6 separate regions of the Homo sapiens genome follow, and all the other regions are linked to region 2. The links are chromatin loops, found by intact Hi-C in ENCODE. Cell type or tissue: HCT116. All regions are shown on one strand. Region 1 overlaps TARID (TCF21 antisense RNA inducing promoter demethylation). Region 2 has its middle 28 kb from the start of TCF21. Region 3 has its middle 56 kb from the start of EYA4. Region 4 has its middle 13 kb from the start of SNORA33. Region 5 overlaps TARID (TCF21 antisense RNA inducing promoter demethylation). Region 6 overlaps TARID (TCF21 antisense RNA inducing promoter demethylation).

The links. A loop is a pair of places that touch in the nucleus more often than their neighbours do. Peaks named below come from ENCODE experiments on the same cell type or tissue, not always from the same donor. Only the 100,000 strongest peaks of a DNase experiment are listed, where the experiment ranks them.
Region 1: a loop joins it to region 2, with 3 times the contacts of the local background. A loop is called at or near these places in 2 of 110 quality-filtered maps.
Region 3: a loop joins it to region 2, with 5 times the contacts of the local background. A loop is called at or near these places in 10 of 110 quality-filtered maps.
Region 4: it touches region 2 in a loop (11-fold over the local background); 22 of 110 quality-filtered maps call a loop at or near these places.
Region 5: it touches region 2 in a loop (10-fold over the local background); 41 of 110 quality-filtered maps call a loop at or near these places.
Region 6: a loop joins it to region 2, with 10 times the contacts of the local background. A loop is called at or near these places in 97 of 110 quality-filtered maps.

Annotation. Positions count from the first base shown.
Region 1 is chr6:133,744,310-133,748,309 of GRCh38, forward strand. All of the region lies in intron 4 of TARID (TCF21 antisense RNA inducing promoter demethylation), which reads right to left. Among named protein-coding and RNA genes, the nearest start is that of LINC01312, 75 kb to the right of the region's middle. In HCT116, no CTCF peak of the experiment used is centred here; DNase peaks (open chromatin) are centred at 1,402 and 1,652; H3K4me3 peaks cover 1,300 bases; H3K27ac peaks cover 3,294 bases.
Region 2 is chr6:133,915,036-133,919,035 of GRCh38, forward strand. No RefSeq gene overlaps it. Among named protein-coding and RNA genes, the nearest start is that of TCF21, 28 kb to the left of the region's middle. In HCT116, a CTCF peak has its summit at 1,714 (motif pointing left); a DNase peak (open chromatin) is centred at 1,726; H3K4me3 peaks cover 462 bases; H3K27ac peaks cover 504 bases.
Region 3 is chr6:133,183,162-133,187,161 of GRCh38, forward strand. No RefSeq gene overlaps it. Among named protein-coding and RNA genes, the nearest start is that of EYA4, 56 kb to the right of the region's middle. In HCT116, a CTCF peak has its summit at 1,855; no DNase peak of the experiment used is centred here; H3K27me3 peaks cover 737 bases.
Region 4 is chr6:132,827,952-132,831,951 of GRCh38, forward strand. No RefSeq gene overlaps it. Among named protein-coding and RNA genes, the nearest start is that of SNORA33, 13 kb to the left of the region's middle. In HCT116, a CTCF peak has its summit at 2,471 (motif pointing right); a DNase peak (open chromatin) is centred at 2,482.
Region 5 is chr6:133,835,481-133,839,480 of GRCh38, forward strand. All of the region lies in intron 2 of TARID (TCF21 antisense RNA inducing promoter demethylation), which reads right to left. It overlaps LINC01312 (long intergenic non-protein coding RNA 1312), which reads left to right. Exons shown (of 3, transcript NR_027030.1): 2 at 2,113-2,244. Among named protein-coding and RNA genes, the nearest start is that of LINC01312, 16 kb to the left of the region's middle. RefSeq lists a silencer at 2,485-2,534. In HCT116, CTCF peaks have their summits at 2,470 (motif pointing right) and 2,670 (motif pointing left); a DNase peak (open chromatin) is centred at 2,491; H3K4me3 peaks cover 1,089 bases; H3K27ac peaks cover 943 bases.
Region 6 is chr6:133,567,374-133,571,373 of GRCh38, forward strand. It overlaps TARID (TCF21 antisense RNA inducing promoter demethylation), which reads right to left. Exons shown (of 9, transcript NR_109982.1): 5 at 817-875. Among named protein-coding and RNA genes, the nearest start is that of EYA4-AS2, 110 kb to the left of the region's middle. In HCT116, CTCF peaks have their summits at 1,669 and 2,403; DNase peaks (open chromatin) are centred at 1,708, 2,058 and 2,308; H3K4me3 peaks cover 1,139 bases; H3K27ac peaks cover 3,148 bases.

The DNA.
Region 1 (4,000 bases), 170 kb before region 2:
CTGGAGTGCAATGGCGTGATCTCAGCTCACTGCAAGCTCTGCCTCCTGGGTTCACGCCATTCTCCTGCTTCGGTCTCCAGAGTAGCTGGGACTACAGGCTCCTGCCACCATGCCCGGCTAATTTCTTTGTATTTTTTAGTAGAAACGGGGTTTCACTGTGTTAGCCAGGATGGTCTTAATCTCCTGAGCTCGTGATCTGCCCGCCTCAGCCTCACAAAGTAGTCTGTTTAATATTTTTAAAGTTTTCCAAATCAATAAGAGACAGATGAGCATCTGTTATTTTATTTTATTTATTTTTTAAGAGATGGGGCCTCACTTTGTTCCACAGGTTGCAGTGCAGTGGCATGATCATAGCTCACTATAGCCTCAAACTTCTGGCCTCAAGGGATCCTCTTGCTTCAGTTCCCCAGTAGCTAGGACTAAATTTAAAATAAATTTTTAAATTATTTTCAGAGACTGAGATCTTACCATCTAGCCCAGGCTAGTCTGCAACTCCCGGGCTCAAGCAATCCTCATTCTCCCAATGTGCTGGGATGACAGACCTGAGCCTCTGTGTCTGGCCTTATATTTTATATATATAAAGGGTAAGGACTGTTAATTCACAAAAGAAGAATAAAAAAGAAGTAAAATGGCCAAAACACACTTTTAAGTATAAAATCCCACTGGAAATCAAGTAAAAGCAAATGGTTTCCCCCAACACATTGGCAAAGGTGTGAAAATAAATATATATTCAATTTGAAGAGGACATTGGAAAAATCAATACTTCAATGTATTCATACATTTTGACCCAGATTTTTAAAATTCTATTAATTTATCCAGAGAAAAACAATAATGGAATGCCTATCACATATGCCTAAGAAAAAAAGGTGCCTAATAAATATTTTTGAATAGATGTATAAAAATACTTTTGCAATAAGAATGTTTATAATAGCAAAAACTGGAAAAAACTGAAATGTCCCAGGATAAGGCATTAAATAAACTGTTATCTCCATACAGTGAAATACTGGGTAGCCATTGGAAATTTTCGATTAAAGGTGTGGAACTACATAGTCTATATATAAATAAATAATAAACCATTTAAAAACAATTTATATGATTTCATTTTTTTCAAGTGTTATGTATCTACACATACATACTCACTCTCCTACAATAAATAAAAGTAATGGAAGGATTTTTGCCAAAGTATTCATAGAAGTACTGTCGTTTTTATTTTCATTAAATATGCATTACTAACCTAGTACAAAGAAGCAATAAATGTTATTTTTAAGTACTGGTAAAAGTGTTGAATATTTGATAAAACTTTCTTTCCTCCTCCTTCCTTCCCTGAAATGTCTGTACACTTAGTCAGTGTGTGAAGTGTGAAAATGTTGAAAAGAGAATGACGAATTTAGCTGGAATCGATGGAGGAACCCTTCCTGTAAGAGGAGTCATTTGAGGTAAGTCTTAAAGGATGAGTACATTTTGAATGCAAGGGTAGGGGAAGGCAGGAAACCCCAGAGTGTGTGGGAGAAGAAGAGATGAATTCAGTTTGAGAGGCAGGTATTGAATTGTGTGTTAGACATGAAGCTGAAAGGTAGCTGGGGTTGAAACCACAGGTAGGCTTCTCCATCCTAATGAGAAGGCTGAATTTCTCCATAGGATACTTCCTCGTTCCACATTGGTGACTCACCTGGAGCAGGGCTTGGGAATTCTGTCTCTGCCTGGAGCTTTTTTTTTTTTTTTTTTTTTTTTTTTTTTTGAGAGAGAGTCTCGCTTTGTCACCCGGGCTGGAGTGCAGTGGCGCGATCTCAGCTCACTGCAAGCTCCGCCCTTCTGGGTTCACGCCATTCTCCTGCCTCAGCCTCCCGAGTAGCTGGACTACAGGCGCCCACCACCACGCCCCGCTAATTTTTGTATTTTTAGCAGAGATGGGGCTTCACCGTGTTGGCCAGGATGGTGTCGATCTCGTGACCTCGTGACCCACCCGCCTCGGCCTCCCAAAGTGCTGGGATGACAGGCGTGAGCCACCGCGCCCAGCCTGCCTGGAGCTCTTTAAAGGGCTCTGAGCCTGGGATTCTTGGGAGAGTTCCATTGCATTGTATGGTCACGGAGATTGACACAGGTGATTTTTTTTTTTAATAGAAAAGTGTTATCACTAACCCTTCTCAATATATTTTCTGTCCCCTTATTTTTTTAAGATGGATATCTCTAATCTAGGTCAGAGGAGGAGTGTGGTATGCCAAATTCTTTTGCTCTGGCTAACATGATTGGTAAATAAGTGAGAATTGACACTTTTTTTGTTCTTCTTCATTCCACATATTATTCTTGTATGACACTTTTCTCTGTAATGTGAACATGTCACTCTTGAAAGTAAGCCCAAGCCCATACATAGGTACAGGACCTCATTGCAAAGAGACAGTGCAGCTCCAAATTCGTGGGAATCCATCTCCGCGGTAGATGCTCCCTTCAAAACCCACCCTCCCAATTCTGAGTCTTCATCTGAATATGCTCATAGTTTGCCTATATTGACTAAAATAAGTAGTTATTTCAGGTCAAAAACATTATTTGTGTTTGTTGTTGTTGTTTTGTTTTGTTTTTTTTGAGACGGAGTCTCACTCTGTCGTCGCCAGGCTGGAGTGCAGTGGCGCGATCTCAGCTCGCCGCAACCTCCGCCTCCCGGGTTCAAGCGATTCTCCTGCCTCAGCCTCCAGAGTAGCTTGGACTACAGGCGTGTGCCACCACTCCCGGGTAATTTCTGTATTTTTAGTAGAGACGGGGTGTCCCCATATTGGCCAGGATGATCTCGATCGTTTGACCTCGTGATTCACCCGCCTCCACCTCACAAAGTCCTGGGATTATAGGCGTGAGCCACCGCGCCCAGCCAATTGCTTTTGAAAAAAGAATGATACCTAGTGTCCGCCCAATTTTATAAAATCAACTGATTCAATCAATTGGGTCCAACTAATTTGTACCTATCTTGAGAAAGGATTCTTCATCATTCATCAAGGGAAACCTCTGTGTTGTCACCCCTTTACAGACCCCTCTGTGTGACAGGACAGGTACTGTGGCTTGTGATGACTACGTAGGACACCATTTAATGCTCCATGTGTACCCCCAGCTAACCGACACTCAGGAGTAGAGATGAATCCCCCCAAATAATTACTGTATTTCCACTGATAAAATGAAAAGCACCATTATCAATGATGCTTCACCTTTAACTTCTAGAAATAATTCCAGAAAATCATTTTTTATTATTTCTTTAGGTCATCCTCCATACTCTTGAAATAATGTTTCTTCTTCCAACATTCTCCAAATTTAACTGACTCACCTTTTGTGTCATTTTCTCTAGTGTTTTGATGCTTGGTCAGTGAATGTAAAACACTAGCTAAAGCTTATATAATAAACAAAGATAATTATTTGAAATAATCTCTTCTAAATTAAAAGTATCTCCTCCAAGTAGAATTTGCTGTTTAACCAAACCACACAAGCACTGAATAATGAGCGTTCTGGTCTGTGGACTAGTCTAAAGGTGATCACTTCTACTGGTTAGTCACTGCTTATACTGCCAACATATAGTCTCTGATTTCATTTCTTTGTATTGAGGCAAACTCTAGGATGAGAAAGAAAATAGGTTATGAATTCAACTGCTTGAAAATTTTGTATTATGAGCCGTGAATTGCAAATGCAAAAAGCCAGAAATACGATGAATAGTGTCTTTAACATTTAAGAAAGAATTGACTTTAAATCTCCTTGTCCAGATGCAGAGCTAATCATCAAAATTCCTACCAAAATTACTTACAACTGTAAAAAACACACACATACACATTTTAGACATGTAAATCTAAAAAGCTGTTAGAGGGAGTTATGAAAATTACATGCAATTATCTTGTAACTGGGATTACGAATCAATTTTCCCAGTGTTCTATTCTTTGCTTTCTTACTGCCTTCCAGAGTTTGATGTTTCTCATTTACAAAAAAAGGGATATATTTCATTTAGCAAAAAAAAAGTTGGATTTAACTC
Region 2 (4,000 bases):
TCTGTTAAGCCACCCAGTCTATGGTATTTTTGTTATAGCAACCTGAACAAAGATAACACCAAAAGCATGAGCCATAAAAGGAAAAAATAATAAATTGGGCTTTATCAAAATTAAAACTTTTACCTTTTGAATGACGCTGTGAAAAGGAAGAAAAGACATGCTATTGAGTGGAAGAGAATAAAGTTGATCCTTGAATAACAGGTTTGAACTACATGAGTCCACTCATACACATTTTTTTTTCAGTAAATACCACCAGCCCTCCATATCCACAACTAAACACAGTTAAAAAACACAATATTTGCAGGATGCCAAATCCTCAGATATGGAGGGTTGATTTTTCATATCCAAGAGGTAGGTTCTGCAGGGCTACTGGGGGATTTGAGTATGCATGGACTTTTGGTATTGGGGATGGTCCTGGAACCAATCCCCACTAATACTGATGGACAAATGTACTTTCAGACCATATATCCAACAAAAGACTAGTATCTAGGATTTATAAAGAACTCTCAAATCTAAATAGTAAACAAACAATTCAATTCAAACACAGACATGAAGAGACATTTAACCAAAGAAGATATACAGATGGTAAATACGCACAAGAAGAGATATTCAACATTATTAGTCATTTGGGAAATGCAAATTAAAACCACAATAAGGTGTCACTGCCTACCTCTCAGAATAGCTAAAGCATTATTTAAAAAAAAAAAAGTAACATCAAATGCTGGTGAATATGCAGAGAAATGGATCACTCACACATTGTTTTGGGGAATGTAAAATGGCACAGCCATTCTGGAAAAGTTTGGTAGCTTCCTCTAAAACTAAATATGCAATTACCACGCACTGCCAGTCATTTATCTCAGAAGACAAAGACTTGTGTTCACACGAAAACCTGTACATGAATGCTTATGGAAGTTTTACTAATAATAGCTCCAAAAATGAAAATGCTACAACTATCTCAAAATTTAAAGTTTGTTTTTTAAAAGAGCGAAAAGGAGGTTCAGAAGTATTAAATAATTCATCTGAGGCTGCCCCACTAACAGGATTAGAATTCAAACCTCATGGCTAAACAAACTGGCACATCTATTACTCCGCAGTAAAAAGGAATGAGCTATTAGTTCGCATAACGATCTGGATGAATCTATAGAGAATTATCTAAGTGAAAAAGCCAATCCCAAAAGTTTACATAATGTATGATTCCATTACATAACATTCACAGACAAAGAAAGGGATGCTGTATTGGCTGAAGTAATTTGTCCTGATTATCAAGGGGAAATTGGGTTGCTACTATGCATAAAAGTAAAGAAGAATGTACAAGAGATACCCTAGTGCCATCTCTTAGTACAGCCAATTCTTGTTATTTGTGGTAGTTATGTTCCAAAACGCAGCTGCAAACACTGAATTAGCAAATACTGAACCATTGCTCCTAGGATGTGTGCTCATTCATATATGTTTCATATTTAAGCAAGCATATCTCACATAGATTATAATCTTAACTCCTCAAAACAGTTGATCCTTGTAGATTCTATTTTCTTTATTTTACAAAGGTGAAAATGCTATTCAAAATTAAAATTTTGTTTTTTAAAAGAGTGAAAAAAAGGTTCAGAAGTGTAAAATAACTTGCATGAGGCTGCCCCACTATCAAGGTCGGACTTCAAACCTCATCTGACTGACCCTAAAGCTGGAGCTTCTTGCACTACACTGCACTGCCCCCTACTGGCTGCATCCTCCGGTCATCGCTGTTTGAAAGCTGAGACAGGAAAGCAGAGCATTGTCTTGTTAATAACCTCAGCGGGAGACGTGCTCTGAATGTAGTTGACTCAATTTTTTCTCTGCTCTGTGTATGTCCCTTGAATGACCAAGAAACCCTGCATTTCAGACTTGCCTAGCCAGCACCCACAATCACATAAGCCGATTCCTCGCAGTAAATTTCTTAAAATATGTATTTCTCCTACTGGTTCTGCTTCTCTGGTTGAAACGTGACTGATATACAATGGAAAAGGGAAGTAAAGCTCCAGATGGAACTTACTAATTAGCTGTAGCTGACTTGAAGACAGTGCAATTGTCATTGATTGTCCAGGTGGGCCCAATTCAATCACAAGGGTCTTTCACTGTGGAAGAGGCAGGCAGAAGAGTCTTTAAAGATAGAAAGAGACCCCAGGCCAAAATGCTGGTAGCCTGTAGTATGTGGAAAAGACAAGGAAATAGATTCTTTGTTAGAGCTGTCAGGAAGAATGCAATCCTGCTGTATCTTGATTTTAGCCCAAGGAAACCAATTTAAAACTTCTGACCTCCAAAACTGTAAAATAATAAATTTGTGTTCTTTTAAGCTACTTAATTTGTGGGAATTGGTTAGAGCAGCAATGGAACTAATAAACCAAAGCTATGAAAGCTGTCTTAAAATTTTCTTAGAATAAAAGAGTGAAAAAAACCCATAAATCTAATGTATTAATATATATAAATGATTTATGTGTTTACATGAATATATGTTTCATTTACAAAAACATGTAAACATATAAATTTTGACACAAAAATTATAACTAGTTTATGTTTTATAAAAGAAATTCAGAAAAAAATTACCATTGGGATTAGGCTTTATGTAAGAGAATGTTCACACTGAAGTTTTTGTTGTGATAGTACACTATAACAGATGTAAGATTCAAGACAGAACCCCTTATGAATAATTTGTAAAGAAACTGGTCCAAAAATGGCTTCATGACCCTTGAACTCCTCAACCAAATCAAGAATAAAAAGGGAGAGGTAAGTGTGGGGAGAAAGAAGATTTTTGTGAGAAGAATATCTTTGAAAGAAGATATTGTATGTGGTATGGCGCTGAGCTGCGAGCCCCATTTCACTCCTATCTCAAGGGGGAAGGAGAGACCTGCCATTTCCTGGGGTGGGAGAGATTTCCCAGGGATGATTCCTGCCTGAGGCCACAGAGGCTCAATTCCTTTGTAGCAGAGCCAGGAGAGGAAAACTGTGCTGGGATCTATGGTCATGTGCCAAATAGCGACGTTTCAGTCAATGATACACCACATATATAACAGTGATCCCTCAAGATTATAATACCATATATTTATGGTAACTTTTCTATGTTTACATACACAAATATATAAAATATATAAATCATGTTACATTTACATCATGTTACAATTGCCTACAGAATTCAGTACAGTAACATGCCATACAGGTTTGTGGCCTAGGAGCAATATATACCATATAGCCTAGGTGTGTAGTAGGCTATACCATCTAGGTTTGTGTAAGTACACCCTATGATGTTAACACAATGGCAAAATCACCTAACAACACATTTCTCAGAAGCTGTCATCCACAAGAGAGCAAGCTGGCACCAGGTCGGCTTGGCCCCAGTCCAAGCAGAACACTTGGGGAGGCAGAAGAACCCAAGCAGAAAGTTAAAGCCCACAGACAGAGTCTCAGGGGGCCACATGAAGTGGAGATGCATCTGTCTGGGGCAAGGGACAGTTCCCATAAGGAAAAGGTTGGCTCTAAACATCTGCAGATCCAGAATACATGGAGCCAAATAATAATGATACCCTGTTCTAGTAAGATACTTCCTTTCCCCTTACGAGTCTCCAAACTCACCCCTTCCTGTTTCAACTTTTGGTGGTCAGAAACTGGCAAGATTAGTGGTAGAGGAAGAGAAAAAAAAGGAGAGAGACTAAGATGAAGCCAGCTAATGCCCTTTTCCCACTTCCAGCCTCAGGCAAATCTGTGCTGGCAAGCTGAGGTTTAACACAAATAGTTCAGAGTTTCTATTAATATCTTGAATTGGACTTCATAATTACTGAATTGAAACTCTATGACACTTAGAATTGTCTACTAAGAATTAGCACAAAAAGTATGGGACCTGCCAAATTTTCATTCAGGGGAATAATAATAACTTCCCCCACTGAACCCTTTTTAAAGAGGCAATAGGAGAATAGATAAATAAATAGGACTGGGCATGATGGTCCATGCCAGTAATCCAAGCATTGTGAGAGGC
Region 3 (4,000 bases), 730 kb before region 2:
TACACTTCTTACATCAATTCTATACACTTCTATACACTTCTTAAGGAAATGTTTGTGTGTCTATGGGAGAAATAAATAAAATGCCTTTTAACCATTATAAATTAATCTTCTTTGAAAGGCAAAATCAAATTTGGGAGCTGATACATAATTATGTGATTTCCACTTTGAGGGTAGCATCTTGCAGTGCAATAATCTGTTTCTCAAACTTAACTATATTGTATACGTTGTATTTGCCTGCATTGAGCTTCTAAGAAGACTGCTTCTTTCTTATGGGTTTTGGGGGTAGGATGAAGAAGGATACAGAAAGGTAACAGACAACTGAAGAATTTAAAACAGAGGGGCAACACCAGAGAAAAGAAAAGCCATGTATACACTTCATTTTGATGAAAAAAAACCCTCATTTCTGTTACTTTTATGTTTTTAATGATAGAAGTATGAAGAATACATAGATGATGGTCAACTTTTTAAGGAAACAGGATTATTCTTTTCTAGTCCTAAATTATTTGAAAACAGAGATCTTACCCTTCTCACCACCAAGCACAAGATTTTCTTCAGTAAATATGGTTTCATTTGATTTCTCTGCACATACATTTCTACAATCAACTACAATAGAGGCTAAGCATATAGGATGAAGGAAGGTAATTTGATATATGTACATGACCTCAGCATTTTGAAAGAATGTCATGTGTAGAGTATGGCATTAGGGTTGTGGGATTCTGGAAAGCACTCCAACGGAAATAGGACTATCAGTAGTGGCACCTGTGAGCAGACTTCAATAGAAGCTGCATAACAAGCAGTGACAAATCAAAAACTTGCATTCAAAGCCCTGTGTTCATTGCATCTGTGTTCTTTGAAAAAAAAGATGCGTAAAAATAGATGCACAAAATAACCCTTGCCCTCTAGGAGTTAACATACTAATTGAACTCATACATACTTCACATACCTTCACACATATCTTCACATACCTTCAAGTATAGGGAGAAAAACCCTGTTCATGTCATAAATATAATCAATAACATCTCATGGTTAATTACAGGAATGGTAGTGTTAATATAAATGCTGACCAATTAATTACCAATAAATACTAACAAATTAGTGACCAATAAATATTTTCACCAGAAAGCACATCAGAGAAATATATTTCATGTTTTTTGTGATTTCATAATAGGAGCAGGTTACCATTTTCAGCAATTACACATATCATATAAATATTTTAATAGCTGAGGGCATGTATGAAAATATAAAGACCCTATCAATATGCATTTGCTAGTTAGTTTACAAAAAATATGTGTCATCAGAAGGCGAAGAATAGTTAATTTACTGACCACGAATGTCCTCTTGTTTTCCAGAACTTCAAATTCTTATATTTTTGAACAACATGTTCTTAAATTACAAAAAGAACATAAAAATGTCGGGCTCAAAACAAAACACACTGCCAGAGCAGAAATAATAGAAAGATAACATATAACTGGAATTCTGATTCCCAACTATTAGTAAAAAGCCATAAACCTATACAGATCCCTTAGCATCTCTGGGTCCATTTGACCAGAGATAGTTGGAGTTAGGTCAACGGGGTCTCTTTAGCCCTTTCCTACTTCTGAATTATACAAACTGTATGATGTCAAACTATAATACAGAGAAAACAGTGCAGAGACAAACCTGCCACTCTAATTTGTCCCATGACAATAAATGTTGTTAGGCCTCAGATTCTACAAAGATAAACTGATGAACTCAATCTTTAAAAAAAAAAAATCCCTTAAACTTCTGAAATTTTATATTGTTTATGTATATTTGGAAGTATATTTCAGGGTACATTATACTTTATTGTGGGTCAATAGGGGGAGCTCTCGCATTGCTTTTTTATGTATACCACAAATAATAGAATTTACTTTACCTTAATTTTAAAGATTGGGCTGGATTATTTCATTACAATTAGGTACTTATAAGCCAGAGGCATCTCATTACTCACTACAGCAATATTAAGGTAGGCCATGTACTCAGCTGTGCCCCTTTAACTTTGAGGGCTTTTTAATCATCCATCAAAGCACACGTTTGTTAGTCTGCTTAAACCATTGCAGAAGTTGTTTTGTTTTCTGTTTGTTTTTTGGACTCCAGCTTCTTCAGATGAAGTTAAGGTCTATGTTTGATTTGTATTCAAACCTATAAGAGTTAAAGGCAGGAGGAAAGGTTTATGGAGATTAAAAATCAAGAAACCATTTCATTAGGTCTGTGCTTCTGTGGGTTGAACTTGCTACACACACAACTTGACGTGTGTACTTCAATTATTATTATTCAATTATATATTTCAGGGGCTTGGCATCTTTGCTCTTTACTGTTTTTTATTTCTTCATGTGTTATATATAATCCACTTCCCTAGCTCACAGAGGATAAAAGCAGTTCATCATAGAATCTTTAGGAAGTTTGCTTTCTCTAATTGAAACAGATGTCCCTTATGTTAATTAGAATATGAAACATGGGTTGTTAACTGTTAGCTTTCAAATGAAACTCATACATTAATGTTCAGGTAAAATGAAAATGAGACAACACAAGTTTAATAGACATTTCTTCAATAAAGTTGTGGTTTATAGTTAGGATGAAATTTTATTGCTTACTGTGATTTATACCTACTTTATCTAAAGGTTCGTGGTGGCCAACAAATAACGGCTCATATTTTTTGGCCATTTTTTCCTTGAAAACACAACTACATTTTAAAATATGGAAAAGTAATTTATAAGGGAAATGAAAAAAGCTTACATGGAAGATTACATAAAATACATCTGTCTTTTCAAGCCATTGAGATATATAAACAACTCGTTAAAACCTTAAAATGCCAAGAGGAAGGACAAAAGATTCTTTTATTGCAATGAACTTTTGAAAAGATGTCTTTTTTTTTTTCTTTACTTTAAAGGAGTAAGCTTTTTACTTCACATCTAAAGATCTTGATTAAATTTTTTGTGTGTATGTGCGTATATTTTAAAATAGTATCACTTGAGGTTCTTTCTTCCGAGGAATCAGTGATAGAGCAAATACATAAGAAAAATAAACATATTTGGCAGCCAAGAAGCTTTTTTTCAATGAAAGTAGAATCTTTTGTTTTTGACTGGAAAAGTTTTTCTTTTTATGTCAAATGAAATTTTAAGATCACCTATGAGTTTGGAACCAAATCCTTTACTGCCAAATCTGATTCCAATCCTTAAAATCTGTTTTTGTAATACTGCCAGCCATGCACTAACTTTAAATAGGTAGCCAGACATATTGGCAAAAATATACATGGTTAATCAAATAAAACTATGTAGCAGTTTGGAAACAATCAATCAACTTTCAGAATCTTTTAAGTATGAAGCTGCTGTGAAGACATCATGGCTTGCAGTGAAATATTGCAATAAAACTCCATAAGCAGCTGCTTTTGAATTCATCTTCTCCTTTGGTTTTAAATTTTCATAGACCTGCCTCTTAACTATGAATTTTATAAGCTTTTGAAAGAAAAAAACCTGGCAACCTACTATTACAACTAACAAAGAAATGAGGAATGGTAATACAGTTGGAAGCTGAACTCACTGCAAGAACTGCCAACTTGAACTTATCTAGTTAACTATTACTGTACGGATTGCACTTGAAACGGCTTTTGATGGCTGACATTATTTTACTGAAAAGAATATGTGTGAAGGTACTTAAGCACTTTCTCTTGTGTTTTATAGCTTAAGTTTCTTTTCAAATAAAAGACAACATAATCTAAAAAATCCAGATATCCCAACATTAGCAGATTTCATTTCTGTTAGATGAGAAAACTATTACTATTCTTTAAATACACACCAATGACAAACCCACAAGACCTTCACTTACTTTTTTAATTTTATATTTTAAAAGAGGAACAAAAATTGCATTTCACAAATGAATTATTTATGAGATAATAATTCTAACCCTGCAGTTACATTAGAATGTTTTATTGCTTCTACTTGGTAGGCATTCTTCTTTATTGTAATCCTAAATGTAATTAATT
Region 4 (4,000 bases), 1.1 Mb before region 2:
TTTAATACTGTCACCAAAGGTAAATAAATATTAATGACAATTGTGATTTTCCTGAGTGTCAGCAGCCACCTTGTCTCTATTATCATTATTGGTTTTGTTATTTTCTAGAAGTAATTATATGGCCAGACCAAAATGTGACCTTCCTACTTTCTTTCCTGTGTTTCTGGAGAACATGCTTTCTCTTGCCTCTAGAGAATTTAGGCCTGATGTGACAATATTTTTCCACTGCAGATTCTACTGGAATTAGAGTCTGAGGTTTTTCTGTTTTTTGTTTGTTTGTTTGTTTTTTTCTTGAGACGGAGTTTCACTCTGCCGCCCAGGCTGGAGTTCAGTGTTGCTATCACGGCTCACTGCAACCTCTGCCCCCCGAGTTCAAGCAATTCTCCTGCCTCAGCCTCCCAAGCAGCTGGGACTACAGGCGTGCACCACCATGCCCAGCTAATTTTTTTGTATTTTTAATAAAGACGGGGTTTCACCATGTTGATCAGGCTGGTCTCGAACTCCTGACCTCAGGTAATCTGCCTGCCTTGGCCTTCCAAAGTGCTGGGATTACAGGTGTGAGCCACTGCGCCTGGCCGAGTCTGAGTTTTTAAGATGGAAGAGATTTGAGAAATGGTCTAGTTTGATTCCTTCATTTTCCAAATGAGAAGATAGAACCCCAAGTTCCAGGACATGACCCAAGAAGCCTTTGAACATTGGGTAAACTGACTGATTATAGGATTTGCCATTTTGTCGAATATTAGAATTGTTTGTATTTAATATAAGTAGAAGGATTATTATTATTATTATTTTTAGACAGAGTCTTGCTCTGTCGCCAGGCTGGGGTGCAGTGGCGTGATCTTGGCTTGCTGCAACCTCCACCTCCCAGGTTCAAGTGATTCCCCTGCCTCAGCCTCCCAAGTAGCTGGGACTACGGGCACACACCACCACACCCAGCTAGGTTTTTGTATTTTAGTAGAGACAGGGTTTCACCATGTTAGCCAGGATGGTCTTGATCTCCTGACCTCGTGATCCACCCGCCTTGGCCTCCCAAAGTGCTGGGATTACAGGCGTGAGCCACCGTGCCCAGCCCTGAAGAATTATATTTTATAAATTGGTAGGTAGCTTCCACAAAAGGCATGTAGAGATTTGGAAGAAAACTGTTTATACAAAGCTAAAACTCAAATGTACAAACATAGTATTCCATAAGCCATTCATTTGCAATGCTCTGCACTTCTGAGGTTTGCTGTGCAAAAACTGTGCAATATTTTCCTGATCTCTACTTATTTCGTACTATCCAGACCAACAACAGTGGTTCAGCATGGTGAATTCTCCAGAAAGAGGGATCTACAACACTGAGTCTTGTCAAGCCTTCAGTAGGGGAGCAACACAGGTGAATTAATAAGGCCAAGGAGACACGTTTAAAGAAAAGGGAAGAGAAGGGGAGCTATTTGCCCAGAAAACAGTGATTTGAAGAAAACCAGTCTGGAAGTGTATGATGAGGGTACATTTTATAAAAGATTACAGCAGCTGCTTTGCCTTGCCATGAAATAAACAAATAAGAATTAATTTTTAGAAGCGGTTATAATAACTTTAAATGAGGAGTGTTGCTACCTATAATTGATTGTAAGGGGAATTGGGCTTTTAAATATAATACTGGGTTAAGTACACATTCTTCTGAGACCCTGTCAGCAGAATGCTGATGTTTGTAATTGGAAAAGAGAATGTCTCTTAAGGATCTCTTTAACTAGTCAGCCTAAAACACAGATTCTCATCCTCAACTAGAATGCTATTCCTATTCACAAAAACCTGGGGAACATGATCACATTAATGCCCAAGAGATTTATAGCAAGAATAAGAGCAAAAGAAAATCTATGTATTTTTGAAGACATGGACTTCCCTAGTGGATATGTTTTCAGATTCTAAGAGTTAGAGGTAAAAATAAATTTTTAAAGTTTATTTTTTTAAAGTTACTTTATTATTTGTATCTACTTTGGTAAAATTCCAAAATAAGACAGTGATTTCTACTGTTTTGGTTAACTTTTGCCTTCCTCATACTCTCTGTGAGTATTCTAAATTTGAGACTGTTGGTGATAAATCAATTTCCTGAGAACACTTTAGCTAATATTAAAACTTAATATATATGGTTATTATTTTTAAAGTTTACTTTTTTCATGTTTACATTGTAAAAAATAAATGACTGAAATTTAGGTAACATGAGGAGAGCAATATTCTGAAAAATGAGGTGAAGTACCAATTTAATGTTTAGATAAGGACCAAAATTTCTTTAGAATAACTTTTATTTAAAGACATATCAAATTTAAGACATTATTATGACATTGTCAATTTGAATAAGATTGGTTTTTAATCTATGGCTAGAGAAAATTTATAAAAGAGCCAACAGTCTCTAGTTTGTAGTTTTATCCAATTTTACTTTTCATTCCTTTCGAGGGTAATTTCATTACATTCTATCCAGCAAACAGGAGATGGCAGCATTACTTCAGCCGTTCAAAAAGACACTCAATCCCTTCTGAAAAGAGAAGGCTGGGAGCTGATGGAGAGTAGAGATTTAGCAGCAGGTGCTACAATGTACATAGAACAGAGGAATGTATGTTTCCTATGTAGGGTACATAGGAAACAAATGTGAAATAAAACTGTTTAATGCCTCTGAATGCTGCAGATTTTTACGCATATTTTCCAGTGTAACAGGCCCTTCCCCTGTAAAAGTGAAATGGGTCAGATGTTGAGATTTTTATGGGATTTAGAAAGCTGTGCATGCATAACAAAGAGCTTGGCTCTACAGCTGTAGGATTTTTAATCTCTGTTTTTTTATGGAGTAGTAATTTTCTAAGAACACTAGACACTCATTTTCTTTATTTCTTCTCAAATTTCTAAGCATACATTAATAATAATATGGAACTTGGGTCTCAGGTCAAAAAAATACATACATGATCCAAACTACTGATATCTGCTACAACTGTTAATGCAGGAGATAAAATATTAGATTGGTAAATCCATGGACCTCAAGGCCTCAGCTCGTTTTTCATGTCAATTGGATACCTCTCCTTGAGGAAGCAACTTCTAAGGAACACAGATCTGTAATATACAAACTGGGTTTATTTTGTTGAATTTTTTTATATATCTGTAAATAAATTTACTTATGTTTTGTTTGTGAAAAATTTGGAATAGTCTTTCTTAGCTTCTTTCAGGAAATCTAACCAGCCACTTGGAAAATCAAAAATTTTATTAACTTTAAGTAAAAGAAGAGAAATAAAGGCCTAAATAGAAGTTTCCTTGATGCTGATATTAGACCTTTAACCCTGGTTAAGGAAGAAAAGATTCAAAGAATTATTCAAAAATTCAAAGAAAAGATTTAAAAATTGTCTCCATTCTTTGAATGGAGACTTGCCTTCCAGCCTTTATCTTCATTTTAAATTCTATATTCTTAGGAGCCTTGTTTAGGAGATATTTCTCCAAACCCTATTTTTAAAATGTGGATTTTTGTTGTTCATTTTAACTAACATCTGAGCTTTAATTTCCTCATATCTGCACATAATCTGCTTCAGGCTATGATTGCTTTTTTTTTTCTCTTTTGAGAAAGCAACCTTTCCATGTTGGCATAAATTTGACTTGTATGTACTAAGCAGAACATTTTATTAATATGCTAACCATTTTTCCATTAAAATCCAAGGCTATCACATACATAAATATAGCTTTTATGGGTTCACCAGAGATTCAAACGTGAACCTGAAATTTAGTCTACCACTTGGCAGCTTATGTCAACTGGCAGGGCTACTATATCAGAAATAATGACTTGAGTGTGAGTTTGAATAAATGAAAACCATAGATGTTTAATCATAATGCAGTCAGAGGTTTATCCTGGGCTCCATAAATAGTGGGGAGGGCAAAACTGATCTTGAAACATTTTTCACTTTTCTTTTTCAATATGTTCTGCCTTCTCATTAAGTAATTGTGAACAAGGACACTGGTACTAATTTTTAACCCTCTTTGACATGCTAAG
Region 5 (4,000 bases), 80 kb before region 2:
GAAAGCCTGACACACGCTGATATTATCAGGCTGGTGAGAATCAAGTTCTATAATGTATGTGCGGTATTTGCTTGTGTTGTCCAGCATAGTGGCATAGTGAGCACTTACATGTCATCTACTATCAGTTACTAGCATTACCAACTACTAACCCACTGGCTGTTTTAAAGTAATTTTGTACCTTTAAAAATTTTATAATATACCACCTTAAAAGAATCAGAATAGCAAAAGTTCACAGATAATTTTCAGATGTCTCTGAACCTTCTTATTCAAAGTACTCTGCAAAGCACTAGAAAGGCATATGTACTTGGGTAAAAGAGTAAACACACACTGTCTCTCTCTTTCTGTTTTATCATATATATAAAATAAAACAGAGATATACATAATTATCTATATATTAAACATATATATCTTTATGTATATATCTTCCCCTTTAAAAATTACTGATATATATAGAGAGAGAATTTTATAGATAATTTTTAAAGAAGGGGAAATTATCTATATATAGATAATATTTTAAAGAAGAGGAAAGAGTTAGTTAAGACAAGTTTCTGTGTGTTGCTGACCCCTGTTGGGTGGAAAAATTAAAATTGGTCTTCTGAAAGAAAGAAAAGTGAATTCTCAACTCCCTGTACATGATCCTGACCGGGAACCTACTCTCATCCATTTCACTGATTCCACGTGTATGGCCATGGATGGGGACATTGGAGGCCTACTGGTTCTTCGAAGCCCTACTGGTTCTTCGAAGACCTGCTTCATTACCCAAATGTTATGCAGCTCATACCTCATTTCTTTCCTGAGACCTAGACTACCTTAAACTGAGAGGGAGGATCTCATCTTTCTTTCCCTTGCCCACCATACTCACACACACAGACATACTGACATACTCCCAAAACAAACACATGTCCCCCAAGCTTAAGTCTCTTAGGAAACAACCACATATCCTAATCTGGTCTTGATAGTCAGCTCACGAGAACAAAGGAGAGGAAGATTAATGTAGAAACCTGCACTAAAGGCTGAGTACAGTGGCTCAGGCCTGTAATCCCAACACTTTAGGAGGCCAAGGCAGGTGGGTCACCTGAGGTCAGGAGTTCTAGACCAGCCTGGCTAACATGGCGAAACCCATCTCTACTAAAAATACAAAAGTTAGGTGGGTGTGGTGGCGGATGCCTGTAATCCCAGCCACTCGGGAGGCTGAGACAGGAGAATCGCTTGAACCCGGGAGGTGGAGGTTGCAGTGGGACGAGATTGCACCACTGTACTCCAGCCTGGGCGACAGAGCAAGACTCCGTCAAAAAAAAAAAAAAAAGAAAGAAAAAAACCTGCACTAGAATAAGTCCTAGTTCTTTCTTTTCTTTAAAGACAGACAAAATGCGATGTTTTAATTCTCATTTTACCTAATAATAAAGAAAAGATGTACCATTAAAATCAAGTAGGAAATTATCCTTGTCTTATTGTCACTTTTTTAAAAATTGTGCTATTCTGCACAGACCAGTTTCTCTAGAATGTTCCCTTGCTGACTTTTCCTCTAGTAGTATCAGTTATACCGAAAATCAGTCGTACTCTTACTTTATTTTACTGGGCACTATCAAACTTAACAGAAGAGGTATATAAAGGCAGGGAGAACTACCATTGATATAAGGCCTCTTCCGGACCGAAACGCGCAGCCGCACCTCTCTGTTCCGTCAGGTGGAATAGGCCCCCGACCCGGGATCTCTACCCAAAAGGAGGCGGTTAGAACACAGGTGTCCTATTCCCTTTAGTCCTCCATCCTTTACTAGACAAAGCTGCGCAATTAGAATAATAAAATGCAGCCGGGAGAAATTGTTAACGCTTGTAATCCCAGCATTTTGAGAGGCTGAGGCTGAAGGATCGCTTGAGTCCAGGAGTTCAAGCCTGCAGTGAGCTATGATCGGACCATTGTACTTCAGCATGGGCGACAGAATGAGACCCTGTCTTTAATAATAATAATAATAATAATAATAATAATAATAATAAATCCAAAACATCAAGAAATTGGTTGTGCCCTTTTAAAATACACTTAGAAGGGGAACGGTTAGAAATCTTAATTTCAGGGATATTTTACTCCTAAACCTATTCTTTTTGTTTTTGCAGAGATTGATCATGCCTACAATGACAACTGGAAAACAGAAATGAAACCATATAAGCCAAGCACTCACGCAATCTTTGTCCTCCCAGTTGACTTAAGAACACTTGTGAAGAAAATGTGGCGTCTTTAGATCTCAGGTAAGGGATCCGGAGCACTGTTTTTCCTGATACACCTCCATCCTGCAGGGTAGTTGGGAGTGAGGTGTGCTGAGAAGGAACAAGTTGTCCGCTTTAACTTGACAAGGCACGGCTTCCCCCGCCTCCTACTTGAAGTATTCTAGTTGCTGAAATAAATGTTCAGGTGTTTTGGGTTTTGTCTCTTCCAGCTCCGCCCGTCTGCGCCTCTCCAGCAGAGGGCGCCTTTTCCACTGGGTCTCACTGTGGGCTGCTGGGAGTTTTATTCGGTTTGGGCCGGGAAGGAGCTGTGCTGGATCCGCGCCCCCTGCCTTGGCGCCGCCTCTGGCCCCCTGAGCCGTGGCCCATCCCATGCAGAATCAATCGGGGCTCCTCACTCCCGCGCCTGCTCCCCGGGGGCTGAATCCGCCCGCCCGGGGGCCAGGTGCCGTTGAGATCCCAGGCGCTCCACCTGGAGGCCCTATCTGGATCGAAACTCGCACTCGCCCCGCCCTCTTGTTACCAGTTCTCTCCGGGCTTGTGGAAAGAGTTCCCCAACCCGGGATATATACCCGAGAGGAGGTTAGGACACAGGTGTCCTATTCCCTTGCATCCTCCATCTTCTCCTACTCTGTTACTCTCCTCTTTTGTTAGTTTGATGGTGCCCAGTGAAATAAAGCAAAAGAATACAACTGATTTTCAGTGTAACTGATACTACCAGAGGAAAAGTCAGCAAGGGAACATTCTAGAGAAACTGGTCCTGTGCAGAATAGCAAAATTTTTAAAAAATGACAATAAGACAAGGATAAATTCCTACTTGATTTTAACGGTACATCCTTTATTATTAGGTAAAATGAGAATTAAAACATTTCATCTTGTCCGTCTTTAAAGAAAAAAAGAACTAGCACTTATTCTAGTGCAGGTTTTGTTTTGTTTTGTTTTGAGACAGGATTTCGCTCTTGTTGCCCAGGCTGAAGTTCAGTGGCGCGATATCGGCTCACTGCATCCTCCGCCTTCTGGGTTCAAGCTATTCTCCTGCCTCAGCCTCCCTAGTAGCTTGAATTACAGGCATGCGCCACCATGCCCGCCTAATTTTTGTATTTTTAGTATGGACGGGGTTTCACCAGGTTGGTCAGGCTGGTCTCGAACTCCTGACCTCAGGTGATCCACCTGCCTCAACCTCCCAAAGTGCTGGGATTACAGGCGTAAGCCACCGCGTCCGACCTTTTTGTTTTGTTTTTGCTTTTGTTTTTGTTTTTGTTTTTCAGACGGAGTCTCGCTCTGTCGCCCAGGCTGGAGTGCAGTGGCGCCATCTTGGCTCACTGCAACCTCCGATTCCCGGGTTCAAGCGATTCTCCTGCATCAGCCTCCAGAGTAGCTGGGATTACAGGCACCCACCACCACGCCCACCAACCTTGCCCTTCTTGCTGCAATCTCACCAAGACCGCTCTTGTCTCCTAAGTAGCTTTGGTCTGCCCCTTTCTTGGATTGTTTAAGATCGGCAAGGAACGGGGAGAGAAAGCGTAGCTAGCCAATAAGGAAACACGAACTGAAAAGTATTTCCGAAGCATCACTCCTGTCAGCGTTATTAGAGTACTGATGGCCCATATTACGATGTCGCTGGTTGTATGTCTTCCCCCGCACAGTGTCCAGAGCACCGTGAGGACAGGGCTGCTTTTACTCTACGTTTGCATCCTCAAAAGGTACAGCACCCAGCCCAGTGCTTGGCACAGAGTCTATTGATGATTGATAAATAATAATGTACGTCGAAATTTGGATG
Region 6 (4,000 bases), 350 kb before region 2:
CTTCCATACTTGCATTTATTAGGGCAGCTGCTCTTTCAGTCTCTGATTCACTTTGCTTCAGATCCCAGTCCCTTTTGGTTTTCTCTATTTGGATTTAATAACTGAGTCCTGGATCCTTTAATGCTAAATAATAGGCTGCATAGGGCACTGCCTCTGGTTATTACTTTGTCCATTACAACTATGCCCTAATACCAGGCCCAGGCCTGGGGATACTGCTGGCCACTTAACCCTTGGGGTAGAGGGAGGGAGATGCCACCCCATGACACTGCCACACCCAGAGCTTACACTTGGCATAGTTACACCTTTTCCAGCACTGACCACTCTCCCTGCATTTTGCATCCTCTCATTCCTGTTGCAATGTCCAGAGCCCTCATGATGCTTCCTTGCTCTCTGCTTCACATAATTCTTCATTCTCCCCAACCAGCGTTTTCTGAACAGTACCCAACATTCCAGACTTTTCCCACCCCCTCTTCCAGTTTCTGATCCTCATTTAAGTGAATGCCTCATCCTACCAAGGATTCAGTTTCTGCAGAGGAAAGTTGACTCATCTATAAGTCTCTAAGCAAATAGAAAATAAAATAAGTTTTAAAACAACAGATTGAAATCTCTGCCACCGAGGGCTCAACACGACCCTTTATGTAGCAGCGCGGGGCGCAGAAGGAATTCAGGGACCCTTTTCCCACTTGCAGTGACTTTTGATGCATGTGTTTCAGTAGCTTCTGGAGATGGGCTACGTGGAAATACAGAACGATTCTCAAGTAGATTTGAGACAACTCCGAGGAGTCTGAGAAATTTGGGGGAAGAATTTGAACTTGCCTGCAATTCCCAAGCAGTAGAGGAAGTTGGTCGGATGATTACTTGCAGGTTCGTGTTGTCTGTGAAAAAAACAAGTTTGATTAAATAATCAGCAAAACCTGGATAGTCAGAAAAGACTTGAGAGCAAGTGAGAAAATTCCAAGTATCCCCTCCATCTTTCTTTTAGTACCTAACACAGTACATGACACATAGAAGGAGCACCACAGATATCTGTTCGATTACACCCTGATTGCACTTACTGCTCTCTGAGGCCAAAAGATATAGGGTCGAACGTTTTGAGCAGAAAATAACTGGCTCAAGGCTGAGGAAAAACAACAGTAACACGAACCATAACAACAAAATCTACGCTGGGAGCGGTGGCTCACACCTGTAATCCCAGCACATTGGGAGACAGAGGCATGCGGATCACATGAGGCCAGGAGTTCGAGATTAGTCTGGCCAACATGGTGAAACCCTGTCTCTACTAAAAATACAAAAAAAAAAAAAAAAAAAAAATTTAGCTGGGCGTGGTGGCACACGCCTGTAATCCCAGCTACTGGGAAGACTGAGGCAGGAGAATCGCTTAAACCTGGGAAGCGGAGGTTACTGTGAGCCGAGATCGCGCATGGCACTCCAGCTTGGGCAACAGAGCGAAACTCCGTCTCAAAACAACAACAAAAACCTAAGGAGTGAGATAAGAATAAAGACGTTTCTTTATTCCTCATAAGAACCCCTCACCAGGTCCTTCCCTAGAAATAAGCTAATTATTGTTAAAATTTATTCAGTTAAAGGAAAAAACGCCATCAATCCTTTTCTTTCCTCCTTCCCTTCATTATTCAGGTTTCTGAAAGTCTTCCCACTGGCAATACCTCAGAAGGACACCAGAGGACGATGTATTTTAACTGTTCGGATTCTCTCTAAAACCCCATCTTTCTTTTTCAGAGTCTCAAATCTCAACTGACAAATTAACCTAAGAACTATTCCACGAAATAAAGTAGAAGCAGCATGCCTTGTAGAGAAGCCGTGGTATAATGTATTATACTTTAATATTAATATTGTATTTTACACAGAATTTCTGCGAACTGCATGAATACTGATGATTCCAAGCCTAAACAAGAGGGGGAGTACAATCACAACACTCTGGAGATTAGGTGCTTAAAGCTTTCGAAAACGGCAGCCCGCTTTGTTACTGTGGCCGGTTCCTGGCTGGGAACAGGCTCCTTTTCGGCACTACCTACTTGATACGTGTGATGTTGTCACAAACATCTAGAAAAAACATTAGTTCTCAGGAAAAGAATAACAGGAGACACGTATATTGCCATATGAAAACAAGTATACATACGTGTGTATGCATGTGTATATTTGTACAAATTATGACCCCCTCGAAAACCTATGATCAGTGTCTCAAATATTAACATTACAGATAGTATTCCATCATTCCTGACTGCAACTGACAGGAGTTTCACTGAGAAGTGAGGATCGGAGCTTTGGTGACTCAGCTCTTTGTAGTCACCCCAGCAGGGTGTGTCATATGAGGGCCACGGAGCATGCATCATCCTGAGGAAGGTGTTTAAAACCAGCTCCCCTCGATGAGACAATCTCAGCGCTCCCTCTAGCTAAACCTGGCCTTATTGCCCTAACTCTAGTACACCAGATTTAAATATGCTTCACATAAAATACATTTGTCAAAAAGTACTAGAAATTAAGCACTTAGAAGCAACATCCAACTTATTAATGAAACTATAATTTTTCCTCAATATCTCAGCAATGATGAAGTAAACTAACTTTAGGGTAGACGTTAAAGCGTTATTTGCCATACATTTTTGCAATTCTAGCCCTCTTTAAACCTACTTGCAGAAAGTTATTAGCCCCAATGTCCATAAAATCCTTCTAAAAGAAGCTAATTCTTCTTCCCCAGCACCCAAAGTTGTTTGTGTTTTCTGTGAAGATATATTTAATATTCAGAAATTACTCTGTGACTTGCAAAATACAACTGACTCAAAATATATAAGTAGTGGGAGGGATTCTAACCTATAAATAAAAACCTCTTAAGTCTCAAAACATTTTAAGTAATTTTAAAACATTTTAAAATTTTAGAAAATAATTTATTGAATTAAAATAGTCAGCAATTACTGGTTATTACTAACATGAGCAAAATCACTGACAATTCAACTAAATTAAATCTATGAAAATCTGGGATTTAAGAATAATGTATTTATAATTTCTACAGAGGACAAGCCATAAATATTTTAACTTGAGAGTCTCGCATATATACACATTGTGAGCTAAATTAATCAAAACACTTGCTTAAAAAATTAACTATGCTTGAGGTGTCATGGTAGAGATCATATTTTAATGTATCAGAAAGAGATTTGATGCTTGACTAATTTCATTTAAGTGCATATTTCTTGATTATCATCCAACATCCCAGAATCTTATTTCCCTCATCTGAACCAACAATTAGAAATAGAGCAAATATTATTAGACAACATCCATGAAAATATATTCAACTTCATTACCAAAGAAATGCAAATTACAATCTATATAAGAAAAATATAAAAATAATGAAGTATTTTTAAATCAATAAAATATATAGTTTTAATGAGCACATGATGAAACTAGTATATTCATACATTGCTAGTTTTAATAAATATTAAAGCAAGTCATTTTGTAAAACAATTTTGCAGCATAGTTCAAAATATAGGATTCCATTCATTCGGAAAATCCAGAAGTAATAACTGAGCACCTCCAATTCACCGATTTAGGGACTGGAAATGCAATGACCAGCGTAAAGTGACACACCATCCCCGTGCTCATATTGCTTGCTGTTCGGTATTATTTTAAATTGAAAGGAAATAGTTGTATGCAGGTGACTATTCTCTGATATTCTCTGAACATAATTTAAATGCCTAACAGTTGGAAAGGCAACAATTAAATTTTAGCTTATCAATATCCTGTAAAACTATATAACCAATAAAATGAGAATTATGAACAAAGCAATTAGAAAAATGTTTCTGACATAGTATTTGCTGAATGAAAAATAGGAATTGATAATGTGTCATGCATGTAAAAAATAACATGTATAGAAAAAGTCTGGAAAGGAACATTAGAAGAATTTGATGAATTCAATATTTTATATCATGTTCTCCATTACTTTTTGTCACAACAGTTTTATATAATCATTTGAAAGTATTAGTAACTGAGA